Linked DNA regions of Homo sapiens: region 1 is linked to region 2. A link is an interaction called in ENCODE POLR2A ChIA-PET data of the cell type or tissue named here. Cell type or tissue: CD4-positive, alpha-beta T cell. All regions are shown on one strand. Links, peaks and the distances in the headings refer to the core of each region. The heading gives the core; the rest is flanking DNA. Region 1 has its middle 72 kb from the start of LIPC. Region 2 overlaps LIPC (lipase C, hepatic type).

The links. ChIA-PET counts read pairs that join two places held together with the same protein. Peaks named below come from ENCODE experiments on the same cell type or tissue, not always from the same donor. Only the 100,000 strongest peaks of a DNase experiment are listed, where the experiment ranks them.
Region 1: POLR2A ChIA-PET joins it to region 2 with 5 read pairs; 2 of 35 experiments call an interaction of 5 or more read pairs at or near these places.

What each region holds. Positions count from the first base shown.
Region 1 is chr15:58,353,727-58,365,499 of GRCh38, reverse strand. No RefSeq gene overlaps it. Among named protein-coding and RNA genes, the nearest start is that of LIPC, 72 kb to the left of the region's middle. RefSeq lists enhancers at 1,854-2,354, 2,464-2,543, 2,614-2,673, 7,649-7,728. In CD4-positive, alpha-beta T cell, for the core only: no CTCF peak of the experiment used is centred there; a DNase peak (open chromatin) is centred at 7,189; H3K27ac peaks cover 528 bases.
Region 2 is chr15:58,552,660-58,564,432 of GRCh38, reverse strand. LIPC (lipase C, hepatic type) reads right to left here. Exons shown (of 9, transcript NM_000236.3): 7 at 3,452-3,569; 8 at 710-928. Among named protein-coding and RNA genes, the nearest start is that of LIPC-AS1, 60 kb to the right of the region's middle. RefSeq lists an enhancer at 2,716-3,245. In CD4-positive, alpha-beta T cell, for the core only: no CTCF peak of the experiment used is centred there; no DNase peak of the experiment used is centred there.

The DNA of each region.
Region 1 (11,773 bases), core at 2,384-10,383, 200 kb after region 2:
TTAATTTTCTATATTGTTGATCTGTCTAATATTGACAGTGGGGTGTTAAAGTCTCCCACTATTATTGTGTGGGAGTCTAAGTCTCTTCGTAGATCTCTAAGAACTTGCTTTATGAAGCTGGGTGCTCCTGTATTGGTTGCATGTATATTTAGGATAGTTAGCTTTTCTTGTTGCATTGATCTGTTTACCATTATGTAATGCCCTTCTTTGTCTTTTTTGATCTTTGTTGGTTTAAAGTCTGTTTTATCAGAGACTAGGACTGCAACCCCTGCATTTTTTTGCTTTCCATTTGCTTGGTAAATCTTCCTCCATCCCTTTATTTTGAGCCTATGTGTGTCTTTGCATATGAGATGGGTATCCTGAATACAGCACACTGATGGGTCTTGACTCTTTATCCACTTTGCCAATCTGTGTCTTTTAACTGGGGCATTTAGCCCATTTACATTTAAGATTAATATTGTTATGTGTGAATTTGATCCTGTTGTTATGACGCTAGCTGGTTATTTTGGCCATCAGTTGATACAGTTTCTTCATACTGTCTATGATCTTTACAATTTGGTATATTTTTGTAGTGGCTGGTACCAGTTTTTCCTTTCCATATTTAGTGCTTCCTTCAGGAGCTCTTGTAAGGTAGGCCTGGTGGTAACAGCATTTGCTTGTCTGTAAAGGATTTTATTTCTCCTTTGCTTATGAAGCTTAGTTTCGCTGGATATGAAATTCTGGGTTGAAAATTCTTTTCTTTAAGAATGTTGAATATTGGCCCCCACTCTCTTCTGGCTTGCAGTGTTTCTGCAGAGATCTGCTATTAGTCTAATGGGCTTCCATTTGTGGGTAACGAGACCTTTTTCTGTGGCTGCTCTTAACATTTTTTCCTTCATTTCAACCTTGGTGAATCTGACAATTATATGTGTCTTGGGGTTGCTCTTCTCGAGGAGTATGTTTGTGGTGTTCTCTGTATTTCCTGAATTTGAATGTTGGCCTGTCTTGCTAGATTGGGGAAGTTCTGGATAATATCCTGAAGAGTATTTTCCAACTTGGTTTCATTCTCCCTGTCACTTTCAGGTACACCAATCAAACGTAGGTTTGGTCTTTTCACATAGTCCCATATTTCTTGGAGGCTTTGTTTGTTCCTTTTCATTCTTTTTTCTCTACTGTTGTCTTCATGCTTTATTTCATTAAGTTGATCTTCAATCTCTGATATCCTTTCTTCCACGTGATCAATTCAGCTATTGATATTTGTATGCATCACGAAGTTCTCATGCTGTGTTTTTCAGCTCCATCAGGTCATTTATGTTCTTCTCTAAAGTGGTTATTCTAGTTAGCAATTCCTCTAACCTTTTTTCAAGGTTCTCAGCTTCCTTGCATTGGGTTAGAACACACTCCTTTAGCTTGGAGGAGTTTGTTATTACCCACCTTCTGAAGCCTACTTCTGTCAATTCGTCAAACTCATTCTCTGTCCAGTTTTGTTCCCTTGTTGGCAAGGAGTTGTGATGCGTTGGAGGAGAAGAGGTGTCTGGCTTTAGGAATTTTCAGCCTTTCTGTGCTGGTTTTTCCTCATCTTCGTGGATTTATCTACCTTTGGTCTTTGATGTTGGTGACCTTTGGAAGGGGTTTCTTTGTGGATGTCCTTTTTGTTGGTGTTTACACTATTCCTTTCTGTTTGTTAGTTTTCCTTCTAACAGTCAGGCCCTTCTGCTGCTGGTCTGCTGGAGTTTGCTGGAGGTCCACTCCAGATCGTGTTTGCCTTGGTATCACCAGCGGAGGCTGCAGAACAGCAAATATTGGTGCCTGTTCCTTCCTCTGGAAGCTTCATCTCAGAGGCGCACCTGCCAGATGCCAGCCAGAGCTCTCCTCTATGAGGTGTCTGTTGACCCCTGCTGGGAGCTGTCTCCCCATCAGGAGACACAGGGGTCAGGGACCCACTTGAGGAGGCAGCCTGTCCCTTAGCAGAGCTTGAATACTGTGCTGGGAGATCCGCTGCTCTCTTCAGAGCCATCAGGCAGGGATGTTTAAGTCTGCTGAAGCTGCGCCCACAGCCGCGCCCCTTCCCGCAGGTGCTCTGTCCCAGGGAGATGGGAGTTTTATCTATAAGTCCTTAACTGGGGCTGCTGCTTTTCTTTCAGAGATTTCCTGCCCAGAGAGGAGGAATCTAGAGAGGCAGTCTGGCTACAGTGGCTTTGCCAAGCTGTGGTGGGCTCCACCCAGTTCAAACTTCCTGGCGGCTTTTTTTACACTGTGAGGGGAAAACTGCCTACTCAAGCCTCAGTGATGGTGGACGCCCCTCCCCCCACCAAGCTCAAGCATCCCAGGTTGACTTCAGACAGCCGTGCTGGCAGTGAGAATTTCAAGCCAGTGGATCTTAGCTTGCTGGGCTCTGTCGGAGGTGGGATCCACTGAGCTAGACCATTTGGCTCCCTGGCTTCAGCCCCTTTTTTAGGGGAGTGAATGGTTCTGTCTTGCTGGTGTTCCAGGCACCACTGGGTCATGAAAAAAAAGCTGCTGCAGCGAGCTTGGTACCTGCCCAAATGGCTGTCCAGATTTGTGCTTAAAACCCAGGGCCCTGGTGGCTTAGGCACCTGAGGGAATCTCCTGGTCTGTGGGTTGTGAAGACCGTGGGAAAAGTGTAGTATCTAGGCTGGAATACACCGTTTCTCATGGCACAGTCCCTCATGGCTTCCCTTGGGTAGGGGAGGGAGTTCCCCAACCCCTTGTGCCTCCTGGGTGAGGTGAGGCCCCACCCTGCTTTGGCTCACTCTCCGTGGGCTGCACCCACTGTCTAACCAGTCTCAGTGAGATGAGCCAGATACCTCTGTTGGAAATGCAGAAATCATCCGCCTTCTGTGTTGATCTCGCTGGGAGCTGCAGACCAGAGCTCTTCCCATTTGGCCATGTTGCCAGCCTGTCTCCCTGCATTCTTTTAAAATACAGATTCTCTCCTTTTACTATAAGATTCTGATTTTCAGCAGGTGCTATGGTTTAAATGATGGTGTCTGTTCCAAAATTTTTGTGGTAACTTAATCCCCAATGCAACAGTATTAAGAAGTGTGGCCTTCAGGAGATGATTCAGTCATGAGGACTCTGTCTTCACGAGTGGAATTAGTGCCCTTATAAGAGCTGGAGGTTGAAGGGATTGTCCCCTTTCCCTTCCATCTTCTCCTATGTGAGGACAGTGTCCCTCCCCTGTGGAAGATGGAGCAGCAAGGTGCCATCTTGGTAGCAGAGTTGGGACCCTCTCCAGACACCAAACCTGCTGGCCCAGCCTCCAGAACTGTAAAAAAAATTTCTATTGTTTATAAAGTACTACACAGAATGAGGTGTTTTGTTAGAGAAGCACAAACAGACTGAGACAGTAGGTAGGCTCCAGGTGTCTGTATTTGACATCCATCTCAGGTTTACTCACCGGTATTTAGAAACCACTGTTTTAAACCAAATCTAATGATTGCCATTCTTTTATAGTAATTGACTTTTTAAAAATACACTTTATATTTTAGAGCAGTTTAGGTTTACAACAAAATTGAGAGGAAGGTACAGAGACTTTCCACGTATTGCCAGCTCCCACATACGCACAGCCTCCCTTACTATCGAACCACACTAGAGTGGTACATTTGTTACAACTGATGAATCTACACTGACACATCCGTATCACTCAAAGACTATAGTTTACATTAGGGTTCATTGTAGATGTTGTACATTCCGTGGGTTTTGACAAATGTATAATAACACTTATCCACCACTGCAGTGATCATACAGGGTAGCTTCACTGCCCCAAATGCCTCTGTGGGCACGGCATATTCCTCTCTTCCTCCTCGCAACCCCTTGCAACCATTGATCAGTTGTACTAACTGACACTTCCTCTGTTTGGGCATTTCTGGACATTTTGCAACAAGACTTGCTCCTGGTGGCTGGTTCCTCTGCTTTTTCCCATTATGAGATGTTTTTTTTTTTTTGAAGGGGAGAAGCCAGAACCAATGATGTCATTTCTCTGAGGCCTGATGAGGAAAACTGAGCCCATCAGTCTTTTAACCACTGGAGGAGGATCCTGGTGGGAACACTTAGTAATTTGAGATCGTAAAAATGAATGGTGTCATGTAGTAACTGTTAACATACGCCGCAAGATGTTTATGATTCCCTGGGGCCAAATATGTAAACATTCTTCCAAGTTAAGCTGCAGGAGATAGTCAATTTCACAAAGAGATGATTTTTCCATTTATATAAGATGACTGAGTAAGAGGAAATATGGGGTGCAGGGAGTAAAACCGTTTATCTAGAGCCTGGGGCAAGGGCACATGCATCAGGCACCATGTGTGGTGGGCAGGTGGCTTGAGCTGGAGACCCTGGAAGAGGAGCTTGGGCTATGGCCTGAGCCCCTGTGGGAGGTCATGTAGTCCCTCTTTTGAGACAGGGAAAGGTCCATGTTGGGGTCTTTTACCTTCTTGAGAGCAGATGAAAGAGAGACAGAGATGGTTCTTGGAGATAGCGTGAACTGAACTTGCTGGATATGTCCAATTCTAGGAGATTAAGGTGGCTTAGAAGGATTCCTGTGTGGAATCAACTCAACTCACAAATCAAATGAGACTGAGTAAGTGGACAGAAAGGGGCACCATTATAGATTGAATTTTTTCCTCCTGGAAAGGGATGTTGAAATAGAAATACCAGTAACTCAGAATGTGACTTCATTAGGAAATAGAATCTTCATGGAAGTAATCAAGTTAAAATGAGTTCATTAGGATGGACCCTAATCCAGTATGACTGGTGTCCTTCTGAAAGGGCAAATTTGGACACAGAAACAGACATGCACACAGGGAAAACACCACGTGAAGATGGAGGCAGAGATAGGGAGATGCATCCTATAAGGCAAAGAATGCCAGTCATTACAGAAACCAGGAGAGAGGCAGGGAACAGGTTCTCCCTCACAGCCCTCAGAGGAAACCAACCCTGCCGGCACATTGTTCTCACATTTCTAGCTTCCATAACTGGGGGACAGTAAATTTCTGTCATTAAGCTCACCTAACTTATGATGCTTTGTCATGGCAGTCCTAGCGAATGAGTACAAGCACTTTATCTCTTTTATTATGGATCTAAGTTTCATGAAGACAGGAATTGTGTGTTGTTCATGGCATATTTTCAGTGCCTGGAAAAGTGCCTGGCACAGAGTAGGGGCTTAAGGAGTATTTAGCTCAATGCCTGGATCCTTTGGGGGGATATAGAGAGGTTATTTGAGCCAGAGGACACAAACCAATAGCCATCATGTAGTCAGCACCTGGTATGTAGCTGTGATATTTGGTGTTATGAAGATCATCTCTAATCTACAATGTAACCTGCAAGGTAGGTCTCATTTTTCTTAAGTCACAGAGTGGAAACTGAGGTTTAGAGAGATTAGGAAAATTGCCCAAGGTAACACAGCTAGTAAGTGGTAGATGTGGGTTGTAGCTCAGGCCTGTCTGAGTCTCCAGCCCTTGCTCTCATCAGTAGCCAGGACAGCAGAGGGAACCAGGCACACAGCCGGTGCCAGAGTCCCCTTGGAGCAGACGTCAACTAGTAGCTTGGGGATAGATCTCTAGACCCTGGAGAGGTGCAGTGCCAGAGCGGTCATGTTAGGCAGAAATCTAACTCCCCCAGTGGGGGCGTAAGGATGGACATGAGACTGGGGGAGGAGGAGGAATGGAGCTCTGTGCGGAAGTCCCTGGTCACAGCAGCAGCAGCGGGCTCTGGGTTACTCGGACGTGTGTGTGTGTGTGTGTGTGTGTGTGTGTGTGTGTGTGTGTTACCAGAAAGCTTGATGCAGTTGTATAGATGTGGGTGAGGCTGACTCAGACTTTAGGGAAGATGTGCTGCAAAAAGAAATTCTGCGTCTTAAATGGCTGCTGTGCGGCTGGCAAGACAGCAGGAAAGTGGACATGATTGCACTTCCAAGTTGGCTACCATTCCCCCTGCAATTTCCCGAGACTGAGGCCATACAGACGGTCATGAGACTGAGGCCATACAGACGGTCATTAGCCAGGACAGGGTTTTAAGACCCTTTTAAGGCTGTGTTCCCTGATATTCCCTTCAGGGCCATCCTGAGAGGAGCTCTTTCCTTTTCCATCTCCTGTCTGGGAGTTTCCCAATTCTGAAGCCTTTTCCAACCTAATCTCTAATCCATGGGCTAGAGAAGCAATTCTCAGGCTCTTCTATACTGAGCCCCACTTTTGGATGCCATTCCATTTTTTCATCATGTTGCTGGTACCTAGCACGATGCCTGGCACAGAGCTCCTTCGATATATGTTTGCTGAAGGAATAAAATGAGAGGCCTGTCTGGGCTGGACCTTGCAGGACTATACACCATGGAAAGAGCTCCAGTAGCACGATGTTCATTGCCTGTGTTGGGGACTGAAGGGCAAGGGACCTCTGTGGATCAGTGGAGCTCCCTGGTTGAGGAAGTGGCACCTCTGGGGCTCTGTGACCAGGAACAGAGAGTCTTTTCTTGGTTAGCACAGACCTGCTGCTCTAGCTCCTTGCTAAGCTTCAAAGTGGAGAGGAAAAGAGCCTCTGAGGCTATCCAGATTGATGTCTCCTCAATATTGTGGTGGTTATGGTCTCAGAACTGTATGAGCCAGCTATACTTCTAGACCATTGTCAGGTGTACAGATTGCCTAGGGGCGGGGATGGAGTGTGTTTAAAATGCAGATTCCTAGGCCTTTCCACTGCGAATCCAGCTTCAGCTAACCTGGGGTGGAGCAAGCGAAAGAATCTGCCCACAGGTTGTACTGATGCCACTGGCCAGAGGATTGTACTTTGAGAAATGAATCCCTACATTTTCTCACCTGTAAAATGATGCTTTCAGATATCATTTGTTGGGAAATTGTAGAACTCTTTCCAGTGCTGTGAAATAGAAGCACAAGCAGCTTTGTTTGTGTTATCAAAGGTTTAACTCTAATACCAGAGCTTGATTGCTAATGGGCTTCCAGAAGTCACATATTTCACTGGTCCAGATGCTTACCTGGTTTCCAGGTATGTGTGAGAATCTATGCCCACAAAGCAGGAAGTAGGAAATGAACTGGAAAGGATGAAGCTGCTGCCACAGTCTAGTGCGGTATGCCTCCCTCTGCATCCTTACAGATCAAAGGGATGCTAATGTAGGGGAATATGCAGATTTTTCAGACTCTAGCTCGCTGGGTGGGTGATTTCTTTTATGTCATGAAATAACATGAAAGAAGGAAACCCTTGGCTTTGGATTGGCCTCCTGCGGTGGAAAGTCCCAGAGATGTGAAGTCTCATACTAAGGCCTCCCATGCATGATGTGAGGTGAGAGTAAGATTGGATGGGAGGTGCTGGCCCTTCCTGGGAGGACATCTGATACTGAAGGTGACTAAGGTACGTTGGGCCCTGTTACCCACAAAAGACCTCTGCACTTCGGGGCTGATCACAGGCTAAAGGGCCCCATAAAGAGCAGGCCTGTTGATGCTTTGGGAAGCCTGGAAGCTTTGGTTTCTTGTCACAAAAAAGTGCTGAGGTGGTGTAGAGTCTCCGTGAATGAGGTATTACCAGCCAGCCTGGGACAGACGCCTGTGGAACAAGCCTCAAGCTCACCCTGGCTAAGTTAACAAGCTTGACTTCCTGCTCTGCGAATGTTCTCAAAGCAATAGAGTGATGTTAGGTGACTGAGGCTCACTGCAGAATGTGTGTGGTTGTGTGTGTGTGTGTGCATGCAGGTGAGGGGTAGTGCAGTGGGGGCAAGAGAAAGGGTCCTGGCCCTGGATCCTGGGACTTAAGAGAGCTTCCAGGACCTGAATGGTGACTCATTTTTGTAGGAAAAATCCTTATCATATCCTATGATGTCATTCAGAATTGACTCTGGCCTCCTGTCCTCATATCTGGACATATTTCCCACTGTCTTGCTGTAACCCTGACCTGACGCAAGTTTTGGGAGCTGTGCTTAAGACCTGGCTTGTACCATTCTCCTCTTGGGGCCCCAGGAGGGTGCACTGCCATCCCATGCTGGCCCTGGGTTAAACAGAACTCAAGAGCCTTCATGCTTGTGCTTACTGCCAGAGACAATCTCCAGTCTGTATGGAGAGTAGAGTACAAGATGGGACAGCACTGGACTTCCTAGCTGTTAGTGATACCCACTATTTGTCCTTATAAAGTGCTAAGACTCATACTAATACCAATATGGATACAAATACTAATATGAATCCAAATACTAATGCCAATACCAATTCTACCTCAAATACCCATAGCAATCCTAACCCTAATCCTAATTCTAGTTTTTCCATTTGCTCCTTAGGGCTACCTCAGGAGAGATGAGTCAGTGTTTGCAGGAGTACTGTGATATTGGAGTCTCCTTCCCATCTTAGGGCCCTTTTCCTTTGATGAATACTCCGTAAGAGTTGCCCACCTTTCTCTTCCTAGGAGGAGAAGTGAGTTCCTAAGAAGACAGCGAAGCTTTGGAGCTAGAAATAGAAGGAGAAAACAGTCAGATGGCCCTGAAAAGTGGGCCCCCACATTCCGGCTCATGTGGGATGCAGAGGAAATCCCCTTCTTGTTCCTGTGAGGTTGGGCAGTGTCAGAGCCCCTGACCCCCACCTCTATCTGCCAGAGGGGGTGCAGCCTGAGGGAGAGAGGTGCTGCGCCTAAGGTGAAGAGCTGGAGGGGTGTCCTCCCTAGCTCCCCTCCTTCCTTTTATTATTATTTTTTTTCTTTGTGACAGTCTCGCTCTGTTGCCCACGCTGGAGTACAGTGGCACAATCTCTGCTCACCGCAATCTCCGCCTCCCGGGTTCAAGCAGTTCTCTTGCCTCAGCCTCCCAAGTAGCTGGGATTACAGGTGTGTGCGCCCACACCTGGCTGACTTCTGTATTTGTAGTAGAGATGAGATTTCACCAGTTGGCCAGGCTGTTCTCGAACTCCTGGCCTCAAGTGATCTGCCTGCCTTGGCCTCCCAAAGTGATAGGATTACAGGTGTGAGCCACCGTGTCTGGACCCTGGCTCCCTTCCTTCTGCCAAAGAGGGCAGCCCTAGCGTTTTTATCTGGTATAAGCCCCTCACCACAGACAGCTGCTCAGAACCCCCATCCACAGGTCCATGTGCTGGCTCTGCTCTTGGCAGGAGCCACCTTCCAGACCAGGTTCTTCCCACTTGTTGGAAGAAAGAAGAGCCAGCTACACATGGCAAAACCCGCCTCTTAGGGTGTCAGGGAGAGGAGGAGGGAAATGCTGCAGGGAAGGTATGTGGCTGATTTGTTTTGTCTATAATCAATACCGGCCATCCATTTGTGCCCAGTTCAGAGGATGTGGAGCGTGGTTTTATTGCTTTCCTGGAGGATGGAGGGTCATAACTCTTGCGGCTCGGCTTTTATGGTTTGTTGTTAGTGGTAGCCAGGCCTCACTCCGTAGGAGTCTCTAATCAGGATGCCAGCCTCCACATTGTTCTCTGGGACATTCTGTTTTACAACACGCTCCCGTTTGCTGAGGGGTGAGTCTTGCGCTGTCTCTTGCAGGTGGGCCCGCTGTCTTTGCTGGCTGACTGTGCTGGGCAGGGTGGCCTGGAACCTGAAAGGAGGCCAGCAGGGTGGGCTCAAACTCCCTGCTCTCACCAGTGCTCGCTCTTCATTGCCAGAAGCTAAGGAGGCCTTGAGCACTAACAACCCCCAAGTTTTGGGTTCTGCCACAGGCGCTTAACTTCCTCCAGCTTTATATTTCTTGTCTGTAAAATGGAGCGAACACCTGCTTCCTTTCCCCACTGAATGATGTTGAGTCAGAGGGATGATGGATGTGAAAGCACATGCAAATAGGAAGGCGCCTTTGAAAGCACTAGCTCTCATCATTATTATTATTTTCCACTTAAGTGTTTTTACTCAATGGATTTGCCACTGCAGCTTGTGCTGACCCTTTTCACTCTGCAGTCCCTCTAAAAATACCACTTCTTTTGGGCGGGGAGCAGGCAGGGCTCCGCATGCTCCGCATGACCAGGGCTGTGAATTCACAGAGCAGGAGCTGAGTTATATATAGGGCGTCCTGGGAATTGCCTGGACCCTCTTTCAAGTGCAGGCAGGTGTGGGGATCTCAGGGCTGCAGGTAGAAAGAGGATCTGTAGGAAAGAGCTGTGAGAGGAAGCCCCCGGGGAGAGCAAAGCTGGGGGCTGGGCACTGCCTAGTGGCGGGTGGGAGTGCTTGGAAGACATTAGATGTGGGGACCTGGGCTTCACTCTTGAACAGGTAGGGGTCTCCAGAGGTTGCTAAGCTCAGGGGAGGATCCTTGAAGGCAGATGGGGAGTGGAGTGGGGTGAACAGCCAGGGAGGCCGATCCATGCAACGCCTCCTTAGCCTGGCCCAGGGCATGTGTGTGAGGATGGAGAGGGAGGGGTGGGGATGGAAGCCTCGGTCTTGCTCTCAGGGACTGTGGTGGAACAGATGACATGGCTGGGTGGCAACGGGGTCGGGAGATTGATTGGGGAGCATGTTCTAGTCCCTTTTCTCTCTTCCCTGAGCTTCTCTGGATGAAAATGTAGTCTCTTTGAGTTGGCTTCCAGGTGTGCCTAACTAAATCACTTGGGGGTAATATTTCCTTCTCTTGGTGTGTAGAAAGTGTATGTTTTATGTGTGTTTTTTCTATCCAGTGAAAGTGGGATAAAACAACAAGTCTGCGGGTTTCTTCTCAGGCTCACAAAGTAGAAGCTCTTATTTGAAAATCTTTGCTGGCACATCCTTTGAACTTCATTTGTCCAGAAGCCTGGCTGAGTATCTGATCCTCCGCCAACCATGTCAATATCTGCTCCCTGAATGCCCCTTTTATAGACCAAGGAGTGGAAGATAATTGCCGATGGCTTGGAAGTCTGTGTGGTTAAGGAGAGAAGCCTGGTATCAACTTGTAAACCCTAAAGAAACTTTCCCACTTAGCTATCCTTCCAAGTTTCCCCTTAACTTATTTATTTATTTATTTTGAGATGGAGTCTCACTCTGTTGCCCAGGCTGGAGTGCAATGGCATGATTCTTGGGTTCAGGCAATTCTTTGGTCTCAGCCTCCCAAGTAGCTGGGACTGCAGGCGCATGCCACCATGCCTGGCCAATTTTTTGTATTTGTAGTAGAGATGGGATTTCACTGTGTTGGCCAGGCTGGTCTCGAACTCCTGACTTCAGGTGACCCACCTGCTCGGCTTCCCAGAGCGCTGGGATTGCAGGCTTGAGCCACTGTGTCCCGGCGTATTTCCCCTTAACTTTTAAAACCTTAGCCACACACTCAAATGTGTTTTTAGCTAGCTAAAGTCTGCCTCTCCAGGGACAGAATGAAGCTCGAGAAATGGTTCTTCTGTCACATCACTTTAAACCATGCATTTTAAAATTGACAAAGAATACATCAGTGTCCCCCACTGCCCCTAGTGTGGACATCAGAATTTGTTCAGAGAGGAGGGACTACAAAATCTTTCATTTAGATTTTTAAAAACATAATAAATGTTGATATTTCAAAGACAATTTCCTCTTTTTAAGTGTTTTCCTATCCATTATCTTTTTGTCTTTCCATGATCCTTCTTGGCTCTGTGTTACAGTTGAGGAAAGAAAGGTGAGAGGTGTAAGCAGGTTGTCCAGATCAGATGGCTGCTAAGTGGTGAAACCAAGGTCAAATTCAGAACTTCTGACTCTAGGGCCGTCACACAGCGCTGTCTTTAAGTTGTTGAAGTTTGGTTGTGGTGTTGAAGGTCCCTTCAGCTTTTCAGTAGGGGAAAAAGCGTGTGCTGCTGGAAGCCAGCAAGGCAGGTCTCCCTCCATCCCCTAGAGCCTCCTCCGGGGGCCAGTAGCA
Region 2 (11,773 bases), core at 2,045-10,044:
TCTTTGCTCCCCACCCCAGCTCCTTCGTATCCCTGGAGACTTTGGGGCCACGGGAGATGTTAAATCAAACACAGCAGCATTTCTTTCGGGTGACCCATTGTTCTACATTGGAGTTTCTTAGGGCTCTGATTCAACAACAGGCATCCTGGACCCCTTCCCAAGCCCACCATGAATCTGCGGGTAGGTCCAGGAATTCTGCAAATGTGTTTGGCTTCCCAGTGATTCTTTGGCAACTGACATTTGAAAGATACGACCACAGAGAGAGAGAGAGAGAGAGAGATACATCGAGATTTTTGATATTGTGATCTGTTAAAAGATTTTCTTTGGGCAAACAATAAAAAAAAGATGTTGCATCTACCACAGCACCTTGGACTGGCAGCACTGACATCACCTGGTGATTCACCTGCACCGAAGCTTGAGAAGCCTGGGGTTCGTGTGATGGTCCTCAGGCTCCAGAGGCAGGCAGCGTTAGCCACGGGCAGTGGGGAGACCCTGGTGTGTATTCAAAGACCTGGGTGTGAATCCTTGTCCTGGCACCTGTGGCTGTGTAAAGTTGGGATAGTCACTTCACCTTTCTGAGCTTCTGTACTCCATCACTAGGGCCTAATAATACTCACCTCACATGATGAATGTGAGTATTAAATTGTGAGACTGCCTGGCACAAGTGGGTGCTTAATGGACGTTAATAGGAGATTGAATCAGCAGTCACCTTTGCTGGGTTTCTCCTGCTTTGACTCTGATCGTCTTCAGAACGAGGCCTGAGTGGCGCGGCCCTGTGCTCCATGGGATGATGGTCTGGACCGTGTCCCAGACATTGGCCCACACTGCACTGTTTTCCCACTTGAACTTGATCATGATCAGCTCGCCGATATCCACATCCAGCGTGATAAGAAAGGAATACGTTTTATTACTAGCAATTCCTTTGCCCCTTGAATACACAAAGAAAATCAGACACAATCAGTTTAGTCGTAACAGCAAAGTGACGGTCACACACATTCAGGATGTGTTGTGTTTCCCTGAATGACTTGGGATTTTTGCTGCATTTCCCAAACTAGTGTTCAACAGACTATTGATAGAGTTAGCAGTAGGTGTGCCAGGATAAAAAAGGGATTTCCAGATAATAAAATTGCGAAAACTATACTATTTTCTGGTTAACACATCAAAAAGGCTCCGAGAAGTCCCACTATAACAAATCTAGTTAACTTTCTCTAGCTTAGCTTCTAGGAAGAAGCCGCTGTGGAGACAGTGGGGCTTTGGCAACGGCGTCTGGACAGTTCAGCTCTCTGTAGGTTTAACATAGTATGCCTGCAGCATGCACTCTCTCCCAAGTAATGCTCCTCCCCCCATATAAATAGAAACCTCTGTTAAAACAGTGAGGCATAACAGTAATAGAAAAACTACACATAAAAAGGATGCACCGATTTAGAGCAAGATTTAAATGCAGACTCTGAGGTATCATGATCAGCTTTACTCACTAATCTCCAAGACACTAAAATATCCCAACGTTGACAGAGCAGCGAGATGCCCTTTCCACTATTGAGAACCATCCCCTGGGAGAGATTTTTGGCAGTGCAGAGGCAGCAGTGGATTTAGGGCGAGGCAGATGGATGGTGGGGTTGGGGGGGGGTCCCTTGTGTGGCTTGGCATAGCTCTTCCCGAGTATGCTGTGAAGAATTGTTTAGGAATCCCCCCGCCCTGCCAGGTTGTGAGCATCCAGAGGCTAGGGTCCTCTGTATCCTTAGGTAGGTGTTGGACAGAGCATCAACAAATGCTTGCTGAATGACTGAATCAGTGTGATGATCAGAGATCCAAAGCTGGGGGCAATTTTCGGGAAGCTCAGGATCATCTCTGGAGTGGGTGAGGGGCTAGTGTCACTTTCCAGGGAGAGTCCATGCTGAGGGTTGAGAGGCCAGAGAGGCTGGGGAGCCTCAGAGTGAGCAGGTGGGTAACAGGGTGAAGGACAGATGGGGAGGCTGGCAGAGCAGGCTGATTGAAATTGGAAATCTGTGCCAAGTCAAAAGATACCACTTGAATTTCTGGGTTATGAACTCACTGGAAAGGCTCTTGGGACCTCTTGGGAACACCTGCTCCGCCCCTCACCACCTGCCTCTGCACTGCAGGCCCTAGTGGGGCCATCTCTGGCTTCCCTGTCTGCTCAGCCCACAGTGCATAACATTGAGCAGTTGGTGGGAGCTGGAGAGGCTGAGGAGGGACGTGAGGGTTCGGGCTTGGGTGGATGTCCTGTCTGACCAGGATGGCCATGTGGGATGGGCTGTGTTTACTAAAGGGGTTGTTTCTGAAGCACCAAATATTTATTTATGTTCACAAAAAGAACCAAACACTAAGAGTTGACTTGTGGACCAAGAGTTTTCTGCTGTAGGTAAGAGCTAGCTCAGGTAGTATCTGGCGCCTACCACAGTGCCCTGTATGTGATTGGTGCTTAAATGCTCAAGCCCATGTAAACTAAAAATAAAATTCTAAGCCCTCCAACCATCTGAATGGACCCCTCCTCTCAGCCAAGGGCATTCCAAAGTTCAAGCCATGGTGGGAAGGGGAGGTGGGACACGCCTCTTTATACTCTCCTCCCTTTGGAATTCAGGCACAACTGACCAGCATTAACATTAAAACCCAGATTTTAAGACTGATGAAGCAGACTTTTTGTAGCAATAAGACACCAAATTCCAGCCTGACTCTAGTATAGCATCACATGACAGACAGCAGGCCCTGAAAGAAATTAAACTATTTTACCCTAAAATATATTTCTTTGACATATTTTGAAAGGGCCCTGAACAGCTGTCTTGTGGTGGGAAAATCTACATTCTGTAGAGAATTCCCTTCCCTATCCAGATCTTTTCACTGATCTGGGAGAGAATGAACTAAGTCTGGCACCTTTTTAAGTCTGATAAGAAACATTTACAATCAATTGTCTCTGAAGCCTGCTACCTGGAGGCTTCTTCTGCATAATAAGAACCTTGGTCTCCACAACCCCTTATCTAATCCCGACACTCTCTTCTATTGATTCTAGATCTTTAGATAAACTCATTCAACCAATGCCAATCAGAAAATCTTTGAATGCACCCATGACTTGGAAGCTCCCCTGCACCTCCAACCCCAAACCACTTTGAGTTCTCCTGCCTTTCTGGACCAAACCAGTGTACATCTTACAAGTACTGATTGATGTCTTATATCTTCCTATAATGTATAAAACCAAGCTGTAGCCTGACCACCTTGGATACAGGTCACCAGGACCTCCTGAGGCTGTGTCACGGTAATGTCTTTAACCTTGGCAAAATAAACTAAATTGATTGACATGTGTCTCAGATAGTTTTTGGTTTGCGTCTGGAATAAAGTAGTTGTAGCTGGCCTGACTCTTGAAAATTACAGAGTCCATTTATGTTCTGCAAGAAAAATAAGTGTGTCATCACCCTAGGGGGCTACACCTCCTACTCACAGAGTGATGGGAATTTTCTGCATTTTCTCTTTTGTTCCGAGTAGTGACATGGTAAAAGTTGTTTGTATTGGTGTCTCAGTTTGGTTGATGAACTGGATCTTGAACTGGTAATGATAAACTAGAGAGAGAGACAGAGAGAGAAAGAGAGAGATAATTTAAGCAGTGATTTTAAATTTAAAAATCTCTTATTTCTTAAAATTTAAACATGCAGAGGGAAGAGTTTGGATAGATATTAATATGTTAACAACATTTTTTTGCTCCTAAATGGTGGTTTATCTTCTTGTTTTTCCTTCTCTGTATTTCCTAAATGTCTATTCAGGACTTATATTGTGTTTGTAATGTAATAATGATAAATATTCACCAACAAAAGATGGCAGAATAGGAGTATAGGACATCTGGCATTCTCACTGAGTTCTAGATGCAAGTTCTGCTGTAATATTTCATGTGTTTGGTGAGGGTCTCCTTTCGTAAATCAAAGAATATATGCCTTTTAGGCATTTGACAAGGCAAGAGAGAACACATTGCCATTTTACATTATTGCTGCTCTCTGATGGGGTGTGTTTCAGGGTGGGGCAGAGCTCCAGCCAAGAAATATATGCCCTAGTGACCAAGCGTTTATATTCCGGGGCAGTTCCTGGAAACAAGCTCTGTGAGTTTCAATAAGTGTATTTCCTAATGGAAATAAGATAACTGTAGTTCTAGAACTTGGGCCTAAAATCTTTCTGTTTTATCACATGTCTGGAATGTCCTCCTACTGATGGGTTGGTTGGAAGAGGATAATTTATTTTATTCTTCTTTACCTAATACAGTCTACATTTAGTTACTGAAAGCAAATGGCTTACTATTAGACAGGCGTTGTTAAATACATGGCATCGTTAAATGATAATACATTTTTGCATTGTTGAATGCATTGCATCATCTCATTTACTCATCACAACGCTATGATGTAGGCATTGTTATTATCACCCCCATTTTATAAATAAGAAAACTGGAGCTCAGATAGATGAAAGTGACTTGCTTAAGGTCAAATAGCAGCATCTGTGCTCTTAGCTTCCCTCACCCTAGATGGTGTTTGCTTAGCTTGCATGGTGGCACAGCTATGGAGCTGTTTTGAAAATTATCCTACCTCATTCCAAAATGGCTGATTACTGCTTGGACTTCTTTCTCTTGTCTCCATATTCTCCCCAGTGGATTCCCCAGGGTTGGATGCAGGGTCCAGCTTCCAGACCAGGATTGGCTTTTGTTTTTGTTTTGGGTTTTTTTTTTTTTTTTTTTTTTTGAGACAGGGTCTCTCTCTGTCACTGAGGCTTGGGTGCAGTGCCACCTTGGCTTACTGCAGCCTTGACCTCCTGAGCTCTCTTGTCTCCATATTCTCTAAGCATCTACAGTGTTCTAGCTCCAAGATTGCAAACAGGTTTAATACGGCATGTTAATTCCATTTGATTGATAAGAACTGCCTGGATCCCTCTGTTGAGATGGATTCTGAGGCCATGTCCGGGCTTGGGGCAAGATGAGTGTCTGGTTTGGGAAAAGGATAAGGGATTTATGGAATACTTGCTGCGTATTTGCCTTTCCTGTTTAGACAATGGTTAATCCACGAATCCTAACAGTGCCTTGCACACAGTAGGTGCTTAATAAACTTTTGTGGGATGAATGAACTGATGGTTTGCTTGGGGGTGACGTATCACAATGCACATTAACATCTAACAACATGGAAATCACCTCTGAGGATTCAAGACCTGAGTTTCAAGCTTTGTCATAGGAGAATTTCAAAAAATTAGATCACGGTAACTAGCCACTTGACTATCCATCCCTTGTACCCAGCATGTGGAAATTCATCTCTTCATCAATCAATCTACTAACTCCTAAATGGTACTATTTCTACCGGAGGTTGGTAGCTATACAGCAAGCCCAGCAGAGGGTACTGCCAGCTCCAGTGTCCTGGTATGCCTGTATTGCCAAGTTTCTAGATTACACAATCCTATCCTTGGCATAAACTAATCTTCCCATTTGGATTTTGTATATAATTTGCTCATGTGAGTGGGGATATCTCTTGGGTTTACTAAAGGGGTTATCTCTGAAGCACCAAATGTTTATTTATGTTCACAACAAGAGCCAAATACTAAGAGTTGATTTATTGGCCAAGAGTTTTCTGCTTTAGATAAGAGCTAGCTCAGGTAGTATCTGGTGCCTACTACAGTACCCTATACACCAGCAGTCCCCAACATTTTGGGCATCAGGGATGGGTTTCATGGAAGACAGTTTTTCCATGGACCAGTGTGGGGGCAGGGGGGATAGCTTCAGGATGAAACTGTTCCACCTCAGATCATCAGGCATTAGATTCTCATAATAGTTCACAATAGGGTTTGCGCTGCTATGAGGATCTTATGTTGCCACTGCTCTGACAGGTGGAGCTCAGGCGGTTATGCTTGCTCGCCCACTGCTCACCTCTGGCTGTGAGGCCCGGATCCTAATTGCCCACTGTCTGTAGCTCGGGGGTTGGGGACCCCTGCTGTAATACAATAGATGCTCAAATCCCAAGCCTGGAATAAAGCAATGTGATGCCCTCAAGACAGCAAAAGAGGCTGTGGGTGAGAAGTAAGAAAACAGCTGGCTGGGCACGGTGGCTTGCACCTGTAATCCCAGCACTTTGGGAGCCGAGGCAGGTGGATCACAAGGTCAAGAGATTGAGACCATCCTGGCCAACATGGTGAAACCCCGTCTCTACTAAAAATACAAAAATTAGCTGGGTGTGGTGGTGGGCGCCTGTAGTCCCAGCTACTCGGGAGGCTGAGGTAGGAGAATTGCTTGAACCCAGGAGGCAGAGGTTGCAGTGAGCTGAGATTGCACCACTGCACTCCAGCCTGGTGACAGGGCAAGAGTCTGTCTCAAAAAAGAAAAAAAAAAAAAGAAAAGAGCTATAGGCGCAAGTCCTGGGAAGGGTCCCTAAACTCTTGGGTGGCACCACTGGAGAGAGGGACTTAGCCTGTCATCCCAGAAGCCTCTGGAGAGGTCTTACACTATTTGGGGGTTTGTCAAGGAAACTCTGTAACAAATGAACAGTCTTGTAAGTCAAACTGAGACAAAAAGAAAGTTCTTTCCAAAGTGGGGGAGGGGGTAAGATGTGGGAGGACTGGCCTTGGGTTAACCTCCTTATGAATAGTCAGGGTACCTTCCAGAGTTCTCAAGGAACACTCATAGTAACCGATCTTCAATTCAGTTTAATATGATATGTATTAATTGGAAGTCTACTGTGTGTTTAGCCCAGTGCTAAATGCAATTAAAAGCATATAATGAGGCCGGGCGCGGTGGCTCACGCCTGTAATCCCAGCACTTTGGGAGGCTGAGGGGGGCGGATCACGAGGTCAACAGATCGAGACCATCCTGGCTAACACGGTGAAACCCCGTTCTCTACTAAAAATACAAAAAATTAGCGGGGCGTGGTGGTGGGTGCCTGTAGTCTCAGCTGCTGGGGAGGCTGAGGCAGGAGAATGGTGTGAACCCAGGAGGTGGAGCTTACAGTGAGCTGAGATCGCGCCACTGCGCTCCAGCCTGGGTGACAGAGCAAGACTACATCTCAAAAAAAAAAAAAAAAAAAAAAAGAGCATATAATGGCAGTATGCATGATAATAACATTGGCTAATATCTATTTTGGTTTTTGCCAAGTGCTTTGCTTCTGTCATCTCACTTGACCCTCAAACAAATGATACGATTATTATCTCATTTTAGAGAAGAGGAAACTGAAGGACAGAGAAGTTAAGTGACTTTTCTCGGATCACACAGCTAGTAAGTCGTATATGGCTGGGGCGTCGGCTCACACAACCTGACTCCAGAACTTGAACTTTTACATGTTTATACCCAGGACCACTAGCTTTATATATTCTAAGGAAAAAGTTGAATTGTGGAAAGAGATTTCAGTTAAAAAATGTCCTAACATTTGTGTAAAAATACACTGAAAACACCTGAAATATTCAGTAATAGAGGGATGGCTATGAACTAATAACAGCAATTATGATAACTACTATTTAGCGCTTCACTATGTCCCAGACATTGAGCTAATAGTTTCATATAATTATCTCATTTCTCTTTACAACAACTTTATAAGATGCCTACTTTATCTTCCCTCCCACATCATTTTGCAAAGGAAGAAGCTGAGGCTCAGAAAAAGTTAAGTAACTTGTCGTTGTCACGTGGCTAATAACTGATGAAGCTGCAATTAGAAGTTAGTCTGCTGATTCTCAGTTCATTGTCCCAAACATGTGATTTACTCTTATGAAGCCATTAAAAGCTATTTTTGGAATGATTTCAATGCTTATGAAAGAAGTGAAAAAGAAAACAAAAACAAAAAAACACAGGCTACGAAACTGTCTAGTATGAGACCAACTCTGCAAAACAGAATGCATAGAAGTAGGGGAATTCACAAAAATATTAACAGTGCTTATCTCTGGAGAGGGCAGAGTGGTCATTTTTATTCTCTTCTTTATGTTCTTCTGCAAGTTTCACATTTTCTGCAGTAAACGTGTATTCTAATTGGAATCCTATTGGAAAAAGAAAGAGCTTTTACAAGTATTGAAAAGGAAAAAAAAGAGAACTAGAAGTTGTGGTCCTTTGTGGCCTCTGCCTTGTCTCACGGGCATCTGTGTCCATGTCTTATCTCCCCAAAGGCCATCTCGGAACCACACTACTGCTTGTATCTCCACAAGGGCACAGCACACACTAGGCCTCCAAGGAGTACTTCACAGGCTCTCTGAGTGAAGAACAACATGCATATATAACTGCATTAAAGACACCAAGGATGATAAAATAGCTCCCATTTGTTGAGATCCTACTATGTGTTAAGCTACATACTAAGTGTTTTACATACATCATCTTTCTCCTCATAACAGGCTAAATAATGATGCCCTGCTGGGTAGTGCCCATCTGCTCCCTCTACCCCTGCTGTCCTCATCCACTCTGCCCTCCACTGCTCAGCTCTGAGCCCCAGGATGGGATCCCTTAGGCTGCATCTGCCGGGCTCCCTTGTCGATTGGTTTCTGGTTGGGTGTGACCACTGGAGGGAGAGGCACTAGCAGGAGATCAGGGCGGAGAAGAGAGAGGCAGGGGCATTTTCCCTCTGCTCCCCCGTGCTCTGGAGCCTGACTGTGCAGCCACTGCCCTCCCACGATTATCAGCAGCCCCTCCTCCATGGCTCTGGTTTTCCCACAGCTAGTCCCTTCCCTGGCTCCATCTGTCCTGCTGTTAGAGGCAGGGAGTCGCCTCAGTCCTTGTTGGTTTCCTTAACACTGCCCACCCTGTTGTAAGGAGTCCCACTTGCTTTCTTCAGCTGATCCAGGCCAGTGGAGTCCTGTTTTCTGCTGAGACCTAGACCGACACAGTGTTAATTATCCTGGTGAATATAAATAAGGAAGTGGAGGTTTGGAGACCTATAGTTATCCAGATAGTTCAGTGGAGCAGGATTCAAAGCCAGGTGTGTCTAATTCCAAAAGACTCTTTCTATATCGCCTGCTGTTTTCGTTCTGCAAGCTGAGTCTGTCCCTTGAAAGCAAATGGCCAACAGCCCCTGAAGAAAAGCTGTGGTTCAACACCTGCTTCTAATGAAGCCACCAAGACAAACTGCCTGCCAGCTCTGACCCCTTGACATCCATCCTGGGCTATCGCTGCCACAAAGGACGCTCTCCTGTCCCCTAAACGTCTGGCCCCTGAGCCGGGGAAAATGTTTCATGCCCTTGTCTTGGCGATACACTTTTTCTTCCCTTTTTCTTAAATTGTGAGTAGGAGGAGATTGATTTCTGCATTTGAGATGCTATGGTTCCACGATTTTAGGAGAAAGTGCTTGTGTAAAACCCAGGAGTCAGCTTTAGAGGATGCAAAGGCCCCTTTAGCTTGCACATCCTATGAATGAGAATTGCCTATTTCTACAACATGTGTCCCTAGAGTAGCATCTCTGCAGGAGGATGGAACGTGCCAAGGTGTGTGGGCTGTGAAGAGCCAAGCCAGCATGCTTTCTGAGGCTCACCAGGGAACGGGCTGGGGACGGAACCTGCGCTGATGGCTGAGGCACCCTTGAGTTTGCAGGAGCACTCCTGAGAAACTCCATGTCTGCACGGAGAATCTTGCATGACTGCCCTTTTTTGGAGAAATCTTTAAATGAAATTAACTTTAAATATAAATGAGTCTTTCAGGCTGAGAACTGGTTCCTGCTGAGAACTAGTTCCTCCTCCTCCTCCTTCTTCTTCTTCCTCCTCCTCTTTTGTAGAGATGAGGTCTGTATGTTGCTCAGGCTGGTCTCAAAATCCTGGGCTCACACAATCCTCCTGCATTGGCCTCCCAAAGTGTTAGGATTACAGGTGTGAGCCGCCACACCCAGTCCTAATTATTTACTCTTATTTGGATTTTTGTAAGTGTTTTTCTTTAAAAAAAAAAAAAAGGAAGAAAAGAAAAGACAATTTGCCTATCATTCTACCCTGCCACCCCCAGCACAATGATGCTATTACAAAGATTAAGGAAAAAAGTGTGAGTGATTTTGCCCACTTTACCTTATGACATGTTTAATAAGGACGTTAAAAAATGATTTGGGGAAAACGCTTTTAATCCTGTGACTGCAAAGAGACCAGTACAACATACTCCCAAGTTCTGGCAGGAGAAATTATTTCAGGTCTTAAAGATGAAAGGCATGAAATAGTCCATTGACCTCGAATGTGATCAGGGAAACTCCATTTACAGCAGAAATCTGAGGCCTCCGGAGAGTCTCCTCACTAGGAAAAATCCTGGATTGTAACCCTGTGTGGACCCTGCTGGTGCCATTTAAAAAAGAAAAAACTTACATTTTCTTTTCACAAGATCAGGTTATTGAATTTATGAAAAGAGAATATATTTCTTTCTATTTTTTGCCTCCCAGAAACAATGATTCTGAATCATTAGATGTTGGCTCTGGGAGATATTATGACTCTCTTTGCAAACATCAAAGAGGGCTTTTTTTTTTTCCCCCTCCGTGTATGGATTTCTCTCATGGAGATGGTAGGAATGAGACCTCTTGTGTTTTCTCCAAGCCCAGAGGGCTTGTTCCTAGACCCGAAATGCCTCTAACTCAGAGGGAAGCTGAAGATCATAGGATTGAGGGGCCCAGGATGGTGTTGTCCAGGGTGTTGCTGCCCAAAGAAGGCAGCCAGTGCCGGCAAGGCTGAATGAAAGTGAATTAACTCAGAGCAGGCGCGAGTGAAGAAGAAAAAGGGAAAGTGATTTTGTTAGCCTTTGTATGTAACACCTGTATGTGTCGGTATTTTCGTGGCCACATTTTGGTTTAACAGTACAGTCCCATTTAAGTGATGCCCTGATGTCACGAGACTGGATGCTTGCCCCTTTCTTTTTAAAATTAAATTGAATTTTTTTGAAACAGGGTCTCACTCTGTCACCCAGGCTAGAGTGCAGTGGCACCATCATGTCTCACTGCAGCCTTGACCTTCTAGGCTCAAGCAACCCTCCTGCAGTCTCCCAAGTAGCTGGGACTACAGACATGCACCACTCTACCTGGCTAATTTTTAATTCTTTTGTAGAGATGGCGTCTTGCTTTGTTGCCCGAGCTGGTTTGGAACGCCTGGGCTCAAGAGATCCTCCCACCTTGGCCTCCCAGAGTGTTGGGACTTCAGGTGTGAGCCACCGTGCCTGGCCAATGCCTGCCCCTTCTGTGGGGGTCTGTTGCTGCCTGCGAGCGGTGGAGATGGGGGAGTGTGTGTGTGCGGCCAGGACTGTTGTGCTGACTGGCGTCCTGTTGCCAGCTCTTTGTGCTGTGGGTGGAATAAGGGCCCTCAACGGATAGACAGAGCCCAGGGTTTGAGTCCTCTCTGATGCCTGCTTCCTTGTGATCTGGAGACCACATAGCCTTTCTGGGGCTCGATTTCCTCATCTGTGAATGCAGGTTAGGAACTTTCTTGTAGTGTCGCTGTAAAAATGTGATAAGATGGCGATGAAAAAATGCCTGCCTTCCAGAAGGTGTTAATCGGGTGTCATCTACTTCCTTCCTCCACACTGAACTGACCGGGGCAGGTTTTGAGACCCACCTGCAGGTCCCGTGCTAGTGGTTCATCCCCATGTCTATTCACACCTCTTCCTTGGTGCCCACATAGGTTTTGTCATTAGGTCAAGGTCACATAAGTGGTTGGCAGCAAGGCCAAGATTCTTGACACTCCTTATCCCAACCCCAAGCCTGTGCTGTCTACGACACCCCCTGCTTCTTCTGGAACTCTCCCTGAAGTCAGTGGAAACCTTCCAAAGAAGTAGCTGAGAGAAGCCAAAAACAGACCGACTGCCCGAGTCACAGCTTGG